Linked DNA regions of Homo sapiens: regions 1 and 3 are each linked to region 2. Evidence: read pairs that join two places in POLR2A ChIA-PET (ENCODE). Cell type or tissue: GM12878. All regions are shown on one strand. Links, peaks and the distances in the headings refer to the core of each region. The heading gives the core; the rest is flanking DNA. Region 1 has its middle 32 kb from the start of ANKDD1A. Region 2 overlaps SPG21 (SPG21 abhydrolase domain containing, maspardin). Region 3 overlaps ANKDD1A (ankyrin repeat and death domain containing 1A).

Evidence for each region. Peaks named below come from ENCODE experiments on the same cell type or tissue, not always from the same donor. Only the 100,000 strongest peaks of a DNase experiment are listed, where the experiment ranks them.
Region 1: POLR2A ChIA-PET joins it to region 2 with 6 read pairs; 11 of 35 experiments call an interaction of 5 or more read pairs at or near these places.
Region 3: POLR2A ChIA-PET joins it to region 2 with 5 read pairs; 7 of 35 experiments call an interaction of 5 or more read pairs at or near these places.

Annotation. Positions count from the first base shown.
Region 1 is chr15:64,876,863-64,882,047 of GRCh38, forward strand. No RefSeq gene overlaps it. Among named protein-coding and RNA genes, the nearest start is that of ANKDD1A, 32 kb to the right of the region's middle. In GM12878, for the core only: no CTCF peak of the experiment used is centred there; no DNase peak of the experiment used is centred there.
Region 2 is chr15:64,983,495-64,985,994 of GRCh38, forward strand. SPG21 (SPG21 abhydrolase domain containing, maspardin) reads right to left here. Exons shown (of 9, transcript NM_016630.7): 2 at 13-99. The coding sequence starts at 75. Among named protein-coding and RNA genes, the nearest start is that of SPG21, 5.2 kb to the right of the region's middle. In GM12878, for the core only: no CTCF peak of the experiment used is centred there; no DNase peak of the experiment used is centred there; H3K4me3 peaks cover 927 bases; H3K27ac peaks cover 776 bases.
Region 3 is chr15:64,928,111-64,933,890 of GRCh38, forward strand. ANKDD1A (ankyrin repeat and death domain containing 1A) reads left to right here. Exons shown (of 15, transcript NM_182703.6): 7 at 2,712-2,810; 8 at 3,377-3,475. Among named protein-coding and RNA genes, the nearest start is that of ANKDD1A, 19 kb to the left of the region's middle. RefSeq lists a silencer at 2,661-2,955 and enhancers at 2,704-2,803, 3,043-3,920. In GM12878, for the core only: no CTCF peak of the experiment used is centred there; DNase peaks (open chromatin) are centred at 2,311 and 3,021; H3K4me3 peaks cover 816 bases; H3K27ac peaks cover 1,576 bases.

The DNA of each region.
Region 1 (5,185 bases), core at 2,686-5,185, 100 kb before region 2:
CCAGCTTAGTGGGGCTCTTGTCCTCAAAGAGGCTTTGTTTTGTTTGTGTCTTTTTGTTTTATTCATTTCTGTTTTAAAAACTATTTTTATTTTTTGTAGGAATAGGGTCTCACTATTTTGCTCAGGCTGGGCCCTTGTTTTATTCATTTCTTGATGTTGAATTCTGAAGCAGAGACCCAGGTTGGAGCCTCAAGGAAGAGGCTTAAGATAGAGGCGGGCTGAGCTCCGTGGCTCATGCCTGTAATCCCAGCACTTCAGGAGGCCGAGGCAGGAGGAGCACCTGAGGCCAGGAGTTTGAGACCAGCCTGGGCAATGTAGCAAGACCCTGTCACTACAAAATATTACAAAATAATTAGCCAGGTGCAGTGGCATGCACCTGTAGTTCTAGCTTCTCAGGACACTGAAGTGAGAGGATCCCTTGAGCCCATAAGTCCCAGGTTACAGTGGGCTATGATCATGCCAACGCATTCCAGCCTGGGCAACAAAGCGAGACTCTGTCTCAAAACAAACAAACATATATATATGCATTTCTTTGCCCACTAGCCACACCCCTGAGCTGCAGGTAGGGGAAAGAGTCCAATAGTCTTGGTAGCCAGGGCCAAGTTCTGATTCAGTCCCTCAGAGTGTGACCCAATCAGGACTTCTCCTCAGCCTCCTGGCCACAAGCCGGGGCTGGGTGGCCAAGGTGAGGCCCTTGTGGCCTTGAATCCGCAGAGATGCCAAGGCAGCCTTGCCAGCTTTGCCCAAATTGCTGGGCTGGCCTTTCTGTGCTTCCTCCCTCCCAACCAGCCTTCCAGCCTAGTCAGCTTTTCTGGGCCCCTCCCACCTCCATTTCCTTCCAGCCTGTGGCCTTGGGTCTGAAGGGAAGCAGCCCTGCCCCAGCTGTGGCCAGCGCCAGGCCATGCTGAGGCTGAGGCCTGTGGGTCCCCAGAGTGCCCAGGGTGTGGTGTGGGTGAGAGTGTGCTGGTCAGTGGGATGAGGAGAGTGCAAACAGCTCTGTCTCTGGGGAAGGCCAGGGGAGAAGAATAGATCCCAAGTCATTCTGAACATTTGGGGTGCCTGCTATGGGTGAGCAAAAGTCTCCTCAGACTAAACAGCCCTCTTCTTTTCTCTGTGAAAAGGTTCCCCTTGAGAGGAATTTGTCTCAAAATCACCCCTCAGGCTTGGGCCAAGGTCAGTCTCTACAGTGGATCTGGGAGGCAGGGTTCCATGAACTCAGGAAGTATCTTCCAATTTGTTTCTGGAGGGCCAGAGGGACCCCGGAGTTTTTCAGCATTTTGAAATATACAAGATATTCAACAAGACTAGGTGGCAGATGGGACCAGATATGTGGCACAGACCTTTCAGCTCTGTGAGCTTTGACAAGTCGCCTAACTTCTGCTCTTCAGTTACCTCATCAGTTAAACGAGGAGAATTGTGCCCACCTGAGAGCTTGGAGATTAAATAGGATCACGCATGCGTGGCACCTGGACGATGCCCACCCAGTACCCACGGGAGGCCCTCAGGAAGCAGTGGCTGTTACTATCATTGTATCATCACTCTGTCTCTCAGAAGAGCCTTTTCCTTTCTTTCTTTCTTTCTTTTTTTTTTTTTTGAGATGGAGTTTTGCTCTTGTTGCCCAGGCTGGAGCACAACGTTGCGATCTTGGCTCACTGCAACCTCGGCCTCCCAGGTTCAAGCGATTCTCCTACCTCAGCCTCCTGAGCAAGGAGAGCCTTTTTACTCTTTTTCAGAAAGTCCTCCCTACAGCCACCTCTTTCTGTAGCTCTGACCAAAGAAAGTCTAAGGTGAAGGGACCCCAGTAACCTACACTTTACAGGTGGAGAGGCAAGAGAAGGGACTTGCCCAAGGCCACCTGGGGTGCCTGTGGCAGGGCATCAACAAGCTCGGGTCACTGCAGCATTCTTCTCCCCACCCTCTTCCCATTCAGGAAAGAAGGCCAGTCCTGTCATTTGTGCTGTTGTCTCAGACACCAAAAGGCTGTTTTCCTTCTGTCCAGCTCAGCATCGATGCCTGGAATCAGGAAGCAGGGTGATGGAAAGTGTCCTGTCTGACGTCTTCCTGCGGAGGGGGGACGGCATCCTCACAGGCTGGGCTTCCTGAAATACAGCTGTGGCAGCAGCTTCAGGATTTGGCAGAACATTTAACATTATTATTATCATTATTTTTGAGACAGAGTCTCACTCTGTTGCCCAGGCTGGAGTGCAGTGGCGCAGTCTCGGCTCACTGCAACCTCCGCCTCCCGGGTTCAAGCGAGTCTCCTGCCTCAGGCTCCCAAGTAGCTGGGATTACAGGTGCGTGTCACCACGCCCGGCTAATTTTTGTGTTTTTAGTAGAGACTGGGTTTCGCCATGTTGACCAGGCTGGTCTTGAACCAGCGATCTACACACCTTGGCCTCCCAAAGTGCAGAGATTACAGGTGTGAGTAACTTCGCCCAACCAACAATTGGATACTTTTCAGTACTATTTGAATTATTATTATTTGCCATACACATAAGTTAAATCTATTAATAAAATAGTCAGGCCAGGCGCGGTGGCTCACGTCTGTAATCCACCTGACCTCAGGTGATCCACCCACCCTCGGCCTCCCAAAGTGCTGGGATTATAGGCGTGAGCCACTGTGCCTGGCCTAACATTATTTTTTAAAAGACCGAGTATTGGGAATAAGGTGAGGAGGGAGGAGAGATGGGGTAGATGAAAGGAAACAAACTTTTCCAGCAGAGAATAACTAGAGTTACTCTAGAAATGCTAAATAAAAAAATAGAGCATGAGTGTGTTATTTACAGTCAGGGAGAGGATTCACAGCAGTGAAAAATTATTCACTTTTTTTTTTTTTTTTTTTTTTTTTTTAGTTTCCTACACTACATGGATATAAAAATCATTCACTATTAACATAGTTACTTCTGGGTAGTGGTTCTGGAGGTAGGATAATTTAATTTTTAATTGGATACTTTTCTTTCTTCTTTTCTTTTTTCTTTGAGAAAAGGTATCTGTTGCCCAGGCTGGAGTGCAGTGCACCATCACTGCTCACTGCAGCCTCCACTTCCCAGGCTCAATCGATCCTCCCACCTTAGCCTCCTGAGTAGCTGGGACAATAGGCAAATGCCACCACATTCATCTAATTTATTGTATTTTTTGTAGAGATGGAGTCTCTATAAAAGTTGCCCAGGCTGGTCTTAAACTCTTGAGCTCAAGCGATCTACCCACCTTGGCCTCCCAAAGTGCAGAGATTACAGGTGTGAGTGACTTCGCCCAACCAACAATTGGATACTTTTCAGTACTATCTGAATTATTATTATTTGCCATACACATAAGTTACATCTATTAATAAAATAGTCAGGCCAGGCGCGGTGGCTCATGCCTGTAATCCAGCTACTTGGGAGGCTGAGGCAGGAGAATCACTTGAACCCGGGAGGCAGAGGTTATAGTGAGCCAAGATCGCGCCATTGCACTCCAGCCTAGGCAACAAGAGCGAAACTCCGTCTCAAATAAACAAATAAATAGGCCGGGCGCGGTGGCTCACGCCTGTAATCCCAGCACTTTGGGAGGCCGAGGCAGGCAGATCATGAGGTCAGAAGATCAAGACCATCCTGGCTAACATGGTGAAACCCCATCTCTACTAAAAATACAAAAAATTAGCCGGGCGTGGTGATGGGTACCTGTAGTCCCAGCTACTTGGGAGGCTGAGGCAGGAGAATGGCGTGAACCTGGGAGGCGGAGCTTGCAGTGAGCCGAGATCGTGCCACTGCACTCCAGCCTGGGCAACAGAGCGAGACTCCGTCTCAAAAAATAAATAAATAAACAAATAAATAAATAAAAATAGTGCTGAGCTCGGAGGCAGGTGGGAACTACTTTTGTCTCTAGACTCATTGAATGTGACCCAGGTAGTCCTTGGTCAGTCTAATAGGGAATTCTGTGTCAGTCAAATTTCAGCTAGACCCTCCTCCTGTCCCCTCAAGACCCAGTTAAGATTGGCTCCAGAAAATTTTTAAAAAGTGGCCCTAGACTATTCAATAAATAGAGTTAGAAATTTGGTTACCCGTTCGAAAAAGAAAAAAGAAATCTTTACCTCACACTATCCACAAAAAATCAACTCTAGATGGATCAATAACTCAAAAAGTTAAAGTTAAAACCTTTAGGCCAGGCACAGTGGCCTATACCTGTAATCCCAGAACTTTGGGAGGCCAAAGTGGGAGGATCATTTGAAGCCAGGAATTCAAGACCAGCCTGGGTAACACAGCAAAACGTCATCTCTACAAGAAATACAAAAATTAGCTGGGCGTGATGGCACGTGCTTGTGGTTCCAGCTACTCGGGAGGCTGAGGGAGGATCACTTGAGCCCGGAAAGTCGAGGCTGCACTCAGCCATGATTGTGCCATCGTACTCCAGCCTGGGTGACAGAGCGAGTCCCTGTGTCAAAAAAAAAAAAAAAAGCCCCCAAACCCAGGCATGGTGGTTTGAGCCTGCAGTCCTAGCTACTCGAAAAGGTAAGGCAGGAGGATCACTTGAGTCTGAGAGTTCGAGGCTACAGTGAGCTATGATCTCACCACTGTACTCCTGCCTACGTGACAGAGCAAACTCTTTACAAATCAATTAACAAAAAGCTAAAAATTATAATAGGAAAATTAACAAAAGATATGAATAGGCATTTCACTGAAGAGAAAACATGTCTGGCTAATAAACATGAAGACATGTTTAACTTCCTTAACATTCAGAGAAATGCAGATAAGCCCCATAGTGAATATCATTTTACATCCATTGGTTGGCAAAAGTTAAACACTTTGGGATGGGTGCAGTGGCTCACGCCTGTAATCCCAGCACTTTGGGAGGCCGAGGCAGGTGGGTCACCTGAGGTCAGGAGTTTGAGACCAGCCTGGCCAACATGGTGAAACCCTGTCTTTACTAAAAATACAAAAATTAGCCGGGCATGGTGGTGTGCACCTGTAATCCCAGCTACTCAGGAGGCTGAGGCAGGAGAATAGCTTGAACCCGGGAGGGAGAGGTTGCAGTAGGCTGAGATCGTGCCATTGCACTCCAGCCTGGGTGAGAAGAGCAAAAATCTGTCTCAAAAAAAAAAAAGTTAAACACTTTGACAGTACAAAGGGGACAAAGGATATGGACCATGAGCTCTCTTTTGCTCAGTTTTTGGGAGTAAAAATTGGCACAACTACTTTAGAAAACAATT
Region 2 (2,500 bases), core at 1-2,500:
AACCATACATACCTTTTTAAGGGGAACTGTACCTCTAAACCAGTTATAATCAGGAGAGACTTTAATCTCTCCCATGATTAGCTGAAATGGAGGTTAATCCTGAAATAAAAGCATGTGATATTTCACGTCAAGAATTCATGTTTACATCAGAACTAAATGTAGAGTCTCATCTAGCTATACCAACAATATTTTAAAGAAGAAAGCCAAGGAAACTGGCTATTTTGTCAGTATATAGTCCAACTACAGAAAACAATTTGGTGAAATACTACAATCACAGAATCAGAAGCACTCTTTTTTTTTTTTTTTTGAGACAGTCTCAGTCTTGTTGCCCAGGCTGGAGTGCAGTGGCGTGATCTCAGCTCACTGCATCCTCTACCTCCTGCAGTTCAAGTGATTCTCCTGCCTCAGCCTCCCGAGTATCTGGGATTACAGGTGCCCGCCACCACGCCCAACTAATTTTTGTATTTTTAGTAGGGATGGGGGTTCACCATGTTGGCCAGGCTGGTCTCGAACTCCTGACCTCAGGTGATCCACCCACCTCAGCCTCCTAAAGTGTTGGGATTACAGGCGTGAGCCACCATGCCCGGCCACCAGAAGAGCTCTTACAGAAATTATTCCAACACCCTTAGTTCTTCCAGAAAAGGAATCTGGTCTAGAAAATTTAAATGACTTACCCAAGATCACATGGCAATGCTAGGACCAGATGTGAGACAGCCTTTTCTGACACCATACTTCCTGTCTTAGTTCTCAACTGCAGTACCATCAGTTATCTTTTGACATTACCTTAAGAATCCCTTTAATAAAGATGCTCCTGTCTGATTATAGGGATAGTCCACGCTAGAGAAAGGAGTTGATGTTTTTTTACTTTTTTAATTTTTGAGACAGTCTTGCTCTGTTGTCCAGGCTGCAGTTCAATGGCACAATCACAGCTCACCACAGCCTTAACCTCTGAGGCTCAAGTGATTATCCCAACCTCAGCCTCCTAAGTAGCTGAGACAATGGGCACACACCACCACGTCAGGTGAATTTTTTGGTTTTGTAGAGATGGGGGCCTCCCTGTGTTGCCTGCACTGGTCTCGAATTCCTAGGCTCAAGCAATCCTCCCATCTTGCCTCCCAAAGTGCTGGGATTACGGGTATGAGCTACCACACCCAGCCTAGAGAAAGAAGTTTAAGTTAAGCCTGCTTCCTGATAAATTCGCAATACACCATAAATCTAACTGTAATAGCACATAACCAGAAATTCACATGTAGTTCCCTTTTTTTTTTTTTTTGAGACAGAGTCTCACTCTGTCACCCAGGCTGGAGTGCAGTGGCGTGATCTCAGCTCACTGCAACCTCCACCCTCCAAGTTCAAGCGATTCTCCTGCCTCAGCCTCCTGAGTAGCTGGGATTACAGGCACCTGCCACTGCGCCCGGCTAATTTTTTGTATTTTTAGTAGAGACGGGGTTTCACCATCTTGGCCAGGCTGGCCTTGAGCTCCTGACCTCATGATCCACCCGCCTCAGCCTCCCAAAGTGCTGGGATTACAGGCATGAGCCACCGTGCCCCGCCTACATGTAGTTCTTAATACAAAATACAGGCAAATTTGCCACTCATATGGACGTGATTAAAAGTTACACAATGTCCTCAGAAAGATCTATAATGTAAACTTGAAGGCACTATAACTAACAACAAAATGAAACATTTGCCCTTAGGAAAAAATGTGTAGTCTTTTGTTGTGAGCTTAGTGACTTCTGGTTTTCATAGCTCTGTGATCTTAGATAAGTCTTGATCCTTTTGGAGTTTGTTTCCTCATCTATGACTGTGTTACCACTGTGTCCCCAAAGCTTAGATCAGTGCTTGGCACACAGCAGGCATTATCTGTTGATTGAACGAATAACTACATTCTAAGGAGAATGAAGGGGGCCATCCTTCTAACCCTGGCATCTGTGAGCTTTGGCCTAGCTGAACATCCTCAACTAAAAGGCTGCCCCTCTTTGCTCAGGCATCTGTGCTATGTCATAACAGGAAACTGAAATTATAGTTCCCTGTTGCAGATTCTTATTGCCAAGTGAGGAAATTCCACCAGGAAGGATTCAAATATTTGCTTTGTACCACTTCCTCTACCTCAAGAGCAAGCCTTGATCCTAGCACGGCTAACACGAGGTGAGATTCGTGAGACCTAACTCCCGGGCTGACTCTGAACTGTCGTTTTAGAGGGAGTTCTCTGGACTGGCAAGGAACAGGGGATTCTAAACTCAATGGAACTCTTCCTTGGTGGCCCTCGAGATCTGCTCCCTCAGGAACACAGAGCCCTCAGTAGACTCAACTGTGACCTTGGAGACGTACTAAGCTGAACCCCGAGGAGACAGCAGATGTAGACATTCTAACACTAAACTTGATTTACAACCTTGACATTGTGATAATGGTCTCTCTTCTCAAAGCTAAGATGGTAATTTTAGAGAAGTGTGTTAAAATCATAAGTTGCTTTAAAGTACCAAGAAAATCATCAGCCAGT
Region 3 (5,780 bases), core at 1,462-3,961, 54 kb before region 2:
GAGAGGGACATGCCTTAGCCAGGGCCACACAGTGAGACACAGGTAGAGCTGGATTTGGAAGCAGCATCCTAATGCATAAAGCTGTCTTTCTCCCCTTACCAGGCTGCCTCCTGGGTTGGACCCCCTTGGGTTCTGCACTGAGTCCATCCACACTCATCCTTTTGGGCTGAGCAGGTCCTACCCTGTGCAAGGCACTGGGCCAGGAACTAGGCATGCAAAGAGCGGGGAGGGCAGTGCCTGCCAGGACTGGCAAACCCAAGAGGCAAAATGATCACACCTCAGGGCCCCAGGAGAGCATGAGCACCAAGAACAGTGAAAGATAAAATACAGCTTTGATGAACTTCTCCAGAATCTTGCAATCAGAAATTCTGCAAAGAAGCTTTTAAAATTGCATACCCCTGTTAAGTTTTGTGTTTTCACAATGGGAGTGTTTTCATTTTCAGTTTCATCTGGGAGTGGGGCACGGTAAGTTTTTCAATGCCTGATAAGGGGGATAGACCTCTTAGAGTCAATGACAACACAGGTCACTCCACGTGTACTCTAGAATGCTAGGGAGGCTTTGAGAGTCCAGAGAGAGCTATTAACTCCACTTGGAAGGGCAAAGTTGCTGTCAAGGCCTCACAGAAGTGGAGATGCTGGACATCCCCAAGGTGGAGGGGAGAGGGCCCCGGGCCCACGCCAAGGCTGCCTTCTGCCCAGCTGTCCTGCCTCTGAGCCCCCTGCCCTGCCCAGGAAAGTGCGAGCGCCTGTCAGGCATCCATGTGTGCCACTTGCAGCTTCAAATGGCAGGACATGGATATTTATAACCCAGAAGGAAGAAGAAAGCCCTGCCACGGTCTCTACACCCTGCTAACTGGGGGCATGTGTTGGCCCTTCATGGTTCACCTGCTTCCTGCGTGTCTCTGAACACAGAGATTTCACGCTGTGATTGCATTTCCCACCGCTTGTCCTGGCTCGCAGCAGCCAGCCTGCAGGCTATAGGCTGCAGAGAAGCTGGCAAGGAGAGAAAAACAAAGCTGTTGAGGGCTTTTTAAAATTATTTTAAAATTTTATTATTTTTAGCTGAATTCAATTTTTTTTTGAGACAAGATCTTACTCTGTTGCCCAGGCTGGAGTGTAGTGGCGTAATCACAGCTCATTGCAGCCTCAACTTCCCATGCTCAAGCAATCCTCCTGCCTCAGTCTTTCCAGTATCTGGAACTACAGGCACGCACCACCACATCTGGCTAATTTTTGTATCTTTTGTAGAGACGGAGTCTTACTATATTGCCCAGGCTGGAATTCCTGGGCTCAAGCTATCTGCCCACCTCAGCCTCCCAAAGTGCTGGGATTACAGGTGTGAGGTACCATGCCCAGCAGGGAGATCCCTTTAAAGGACAACCCCACGCAGGCTGACCTCAGCAGGGGCCACTTCTGATACAAAGTACGTTGCGCCCTCTGCCCTGCCCCATGCAGCTGCTTCTCTTGGCTATGTCACTGTCACCTTTAGACTTTCCAAGTGCAAAGCAACTACCAGTCCTCTGGCCCTCAAGTCCCAGGGACACATGTCAAGCTCTCCACATGATCACCTGAAGACCCTCCTACATTATTGACTCATTGAACAAATATCTACTGAGTGTTGGCCATGTACCCCCGGCCCTATTCTAGGCACTTAAGGAAACTTCAGAGAACAAAATAGATGCCCCTGTGGTGCTTATGTTCCAGCAAGAAGGGTCAGACACATGGAACCAACCCAAATGCCCATCAATGATAGACTGGATAAAGAAAATGTGGCACATACACACCATGGAATACTATGCAGCCATAAAAAGGAATGAGATCATGTCCTTTGCAGGGACATGGATGAAGCCAGGAACCATCATCCTCAGCAAACTAACACAGGAACAGAAAACCAAACACTGCATGGTCTCCCTCATAAGTGGGAGCTGAACAATGAGAACCACATGGACACAGGGAGGGGGACAACACACACCAGGGCCTGTTGAAGGGGGGCAAAGTTAGGGAGAGCATCAGGGCAAATAGCTAATGCATGCAGTGCTTAATACCTAGGTGACGGGTTGATGGGTGCAGCAAACCACCAATGCACACGTTTACCGATGTAACAAACCTGCACATTCTGCACACGTATCCCAGAACTTAAAGTAAAATTAAAAAAAAAAAAAAAGTCAGACAATAAATACTAAGCACTCAGCCAGTGACAGAGTGTGTTAGCAGGTGATCTGTGCAGTGGGGAAAGGAAAAGCAGGACCCAAAAATAGTCTCAGGAGGACAGAGGTGGGGGTTGTAGTTTCAGTGTGGCCCGGGCAGGCCATGCTACTCAATGAGAAACTAACGTCTCACACAAAGACTTGAGGGAGGCAGGTGACTGAGCCAAGCAGCTGCCTGGAACAGCCTGAGCGCAGGGGAGAGTTGCTGGGGCCTTGAGCCGTGAGAGGAGATGGATCTGGGGGACATGAGGAGGGACCGGCTTCAGATGGGCACGTGGAAAGTAGAATTGGATTTGTTTAATTTTTAAGCAATGTGCCTGCCTTGAAGTATAAGGAAAGAAAGACCAGGGCTTGGCCCTTGAATCTGCCCCTGGTTATAGTTTTTGGCCCAGTTGTCAGGAGCAGGGTGGCACTGACCCAGTGTGCATGGCTGCAGCTCATCACAGGTCTGTGATTCTGGGACTCTCTGGTCTGCTGGCCTCTCAGGAGCCCTTTTTCCTGCAGGAGGGGAACACTGCCCTTCATCTGGCTGCTGGTCGGGGCCATATGGCTGTGCTGCAGCGACTTGTGGACATCGGGCTGGACCTGGAGGAGCAGAATGCGGTGAGTCACCGCCTGGGGATGGCGAGATGCATGACCCTTGCTTGCTCTCTGCCTTCGAGGAACCCCCACCAGTCCATGGTGAAGTCTAAAGCCAGAAGGCTGAGGGCATGATCTCGAACTGAGAGCCCACCAGGGAAAGACAAGCAGCAGCACTGAACTCCAGGCTTAATGGTAGTACTTGGCATGATGCCTCACCCCAGAAGTGAGACAGAAAGTGTGTGTTCAAAGAAGGGAGACGTCACCGTGGACAGGATGGTGAGGGAGGGCTTGCTGGAGGAGAAGGAAATAGAGGGGAGGGGCTGAGACAGCCTGACCGGGGCAGAACATGAGCAGAGATGTGGAGCCAGGAGTGACTATGCCATGTGTGTGCTCCATAAAGTGAGGACTTCAGGGGTGGGGCTCATGGAATCACAAACAAGAAAGTTCATTGTTCCCAGGGGCAGGGCAGTGGAGAGCTCAAGGGGTCCTGGGGCCAAGGCACAAGGGGCATCCTCTCACCGTGGGATTGGGGGTCACTTGGGGGTGGGCCTCCCCACCATCCTCATTGCTCTTCTTGTGTGTTGCAGGAAGGTCTGACTGCCCTGCATTCGGCTGCTGGAGGATCCCACCCTGACTGTGTGCAGCTCCTCCTCAGGGCTGGGAGCACCGTGAATGCCCTCACCCAGGTAGCCAGGCCCTCCCAAGACTGCGGTCGGCTCTTGGCTGCTGAGCCATAGCCATGTCGGCAGTAACGGCCACAGGGATTCCTGAACCCTGAGTGAATAGAGGCTTCGAGGCAGCAGACAAGGTTCTGATCTTGGCTTCTCCACTGCTGAGCCCTGTGACCTGGAGCAAGTTACTTAACCTCTCTGAGCCTTGTTTCCCAACTATAAAGTGCAGTGACATTTACTTTTTTACATTGTTGTGAGGATTAAATACCTAACACAGTGCCCAGGACATAATAGGGCCCAACACCTCAATACCTGTTAGTGTTTTTTTGTTTTAATTTTTTTGAGATGGGTCTTACTCTGTCGCCCAGGCTGAAGTGCAATGGTGCGATCTTGGCTCACTGTAACCTCCGCCTCCTGGGTTCAAGCAGTTTTCCTGACTCAGCCTCCCAAGAGGCTGGGACTACAGGTGTGTGCCACTACCCCCGGCTCATTTTTGTATTTTTTGGGTAGAGACAGGGTTTCACCATGTTGGCCAGGCTGGTCTTGAACTCCTGACCTCAAGTGATCCACCTGCCTCAGCCTTCCAAAGTGTTGGGATTATAGGCGGGATAGCCATTGCACCTGGCCCTGTTAGTGTCTTCTATTTGTTGAGCTCTTGATCGTTCACAAAGCCCCTTCATAACTGTTACCCCAGAAAAATTCCACCCATTTTGCAGATGAGAAAACTGGAGCTTTGAGGGCACTTTCTCAGGGTCACAAGCTAGTACGAGGCAAAGCTGAGTCTCAAAAGCCTTTTCCCCTGACTCCAGAGCTCCCACCCACTGATGAAGCTTTTCCCCTGACAGAGCTGGGGCTTGAGGTGTGACCCTGGATGAACCTCTTCTCTCTCTCCCCGTTGTACTCATCAGTTCTGCCAGTAAAAATTCTCCTCTATGACCTGGAAAGCGGGGTTGTGGCCTTTCTTTAGGTAGTGAGTTGGTGTTTTGGGTTTGCTTTTTATTTTTGAATCAGTGACAAATAACCTTTCTGGCTGGTTGAATGGCTTCAGGTTCTGGAATTCTTGCTTTGTTCTAAATGTCAATAGTATAGCAAAAATATTAATAATAAATAATACAATATAAATAATAATAGCAAAAACACACAGGCAGTTCAAAAACAGAGAATTAAAATGTTATGCTAAAAAATATTTATTTCCCCACTGCTTAATTTGACTGGCTTTGAAAAGAAAAGTAGGCTGGGCAAGGTGGCTCATGCCTGTAACACAGCACTTTGGGAGGCCAAAGCTGGAATATTGCTTGAGCCCAGGAGTTTGAGGCTGCAGTGAGCTATGATTGCACCACTGTACTCCAGCCTGGGTGACAGATTGAGACCCTGTCTCAAGAAAAAAAAAAAAAGACTGGGAAGGTTGCACCCAGCTGGGTGGCCATTGGGTGGGGGGCTGGAGCTGCTCATCACGCCAGGCCTTTTGCTCCAACCTCAGCTTGTGGTTTCTGGCAGAGGCCACGTTCCATTTCAACACTCCCACCCCTCTCAGAATGTCATGCCACAGGGTCTCGGAGGAGGTGCCAAGCCCACGGTGACTGCATTTCCCACTGGGAGATGGACTGAGTCCCACACACCCCAGGTACTCGCTCAGCTGGGACTTTAGCAGGGTGGCTAGCTAGTCCTGGTTTGCCCCATACTGTCCTGATTTTAAAATGGAAAGTCCCACATCTCAAGAACTCCTCAATCCTGGGCAAACTGAGACAGTGGTGGGTCACCCTAGTGGGGCCTGCCTGGTGTGTGCCTTGTGCAAGGTGATCACTGGGCCAGGTTGGGCACTGACTGAAAGAGAGCCCTTTGAGGCCCACCAAGATCAAGCCTCCATTCTAGCCCAGCCAGGATCCTGTTTGGAGGCACCAAGACCAGCTTGTGCTGGGCAGTGCATGCTGGGTGGAGTTTGCTCTGTATTGGCAAATCTTATTTGTCTTCCTCTTTAAAAACCACCTCCTGGCCAGGTGCGGTGGCTCACGCCTGTAATCCCAGCACTTTGGGAGGCTGAGACGGGTGGATCACAAGATCAGGAGTTCAAGACCAGCCTGGCCAACATGGTGAAACCCCGTCTCTACTAAAAATACAAAAATTAGCTGGGCGTAGTGGCAGGCACCTGTAATCCCAGCTACTCGGGAGGCTGAGGCAGGAGAATTACTTCAACCTGGGAGGTGGAGGTTGCAGTGAGCCGAGATTGTGCCATGTACTCCAGCTTGGGTGACAGAGTGAGACTCTGTCTCGGGAAAAAAAAAAGTCTATCATCTGCATGTCTTTACCAGCCATAGAATTG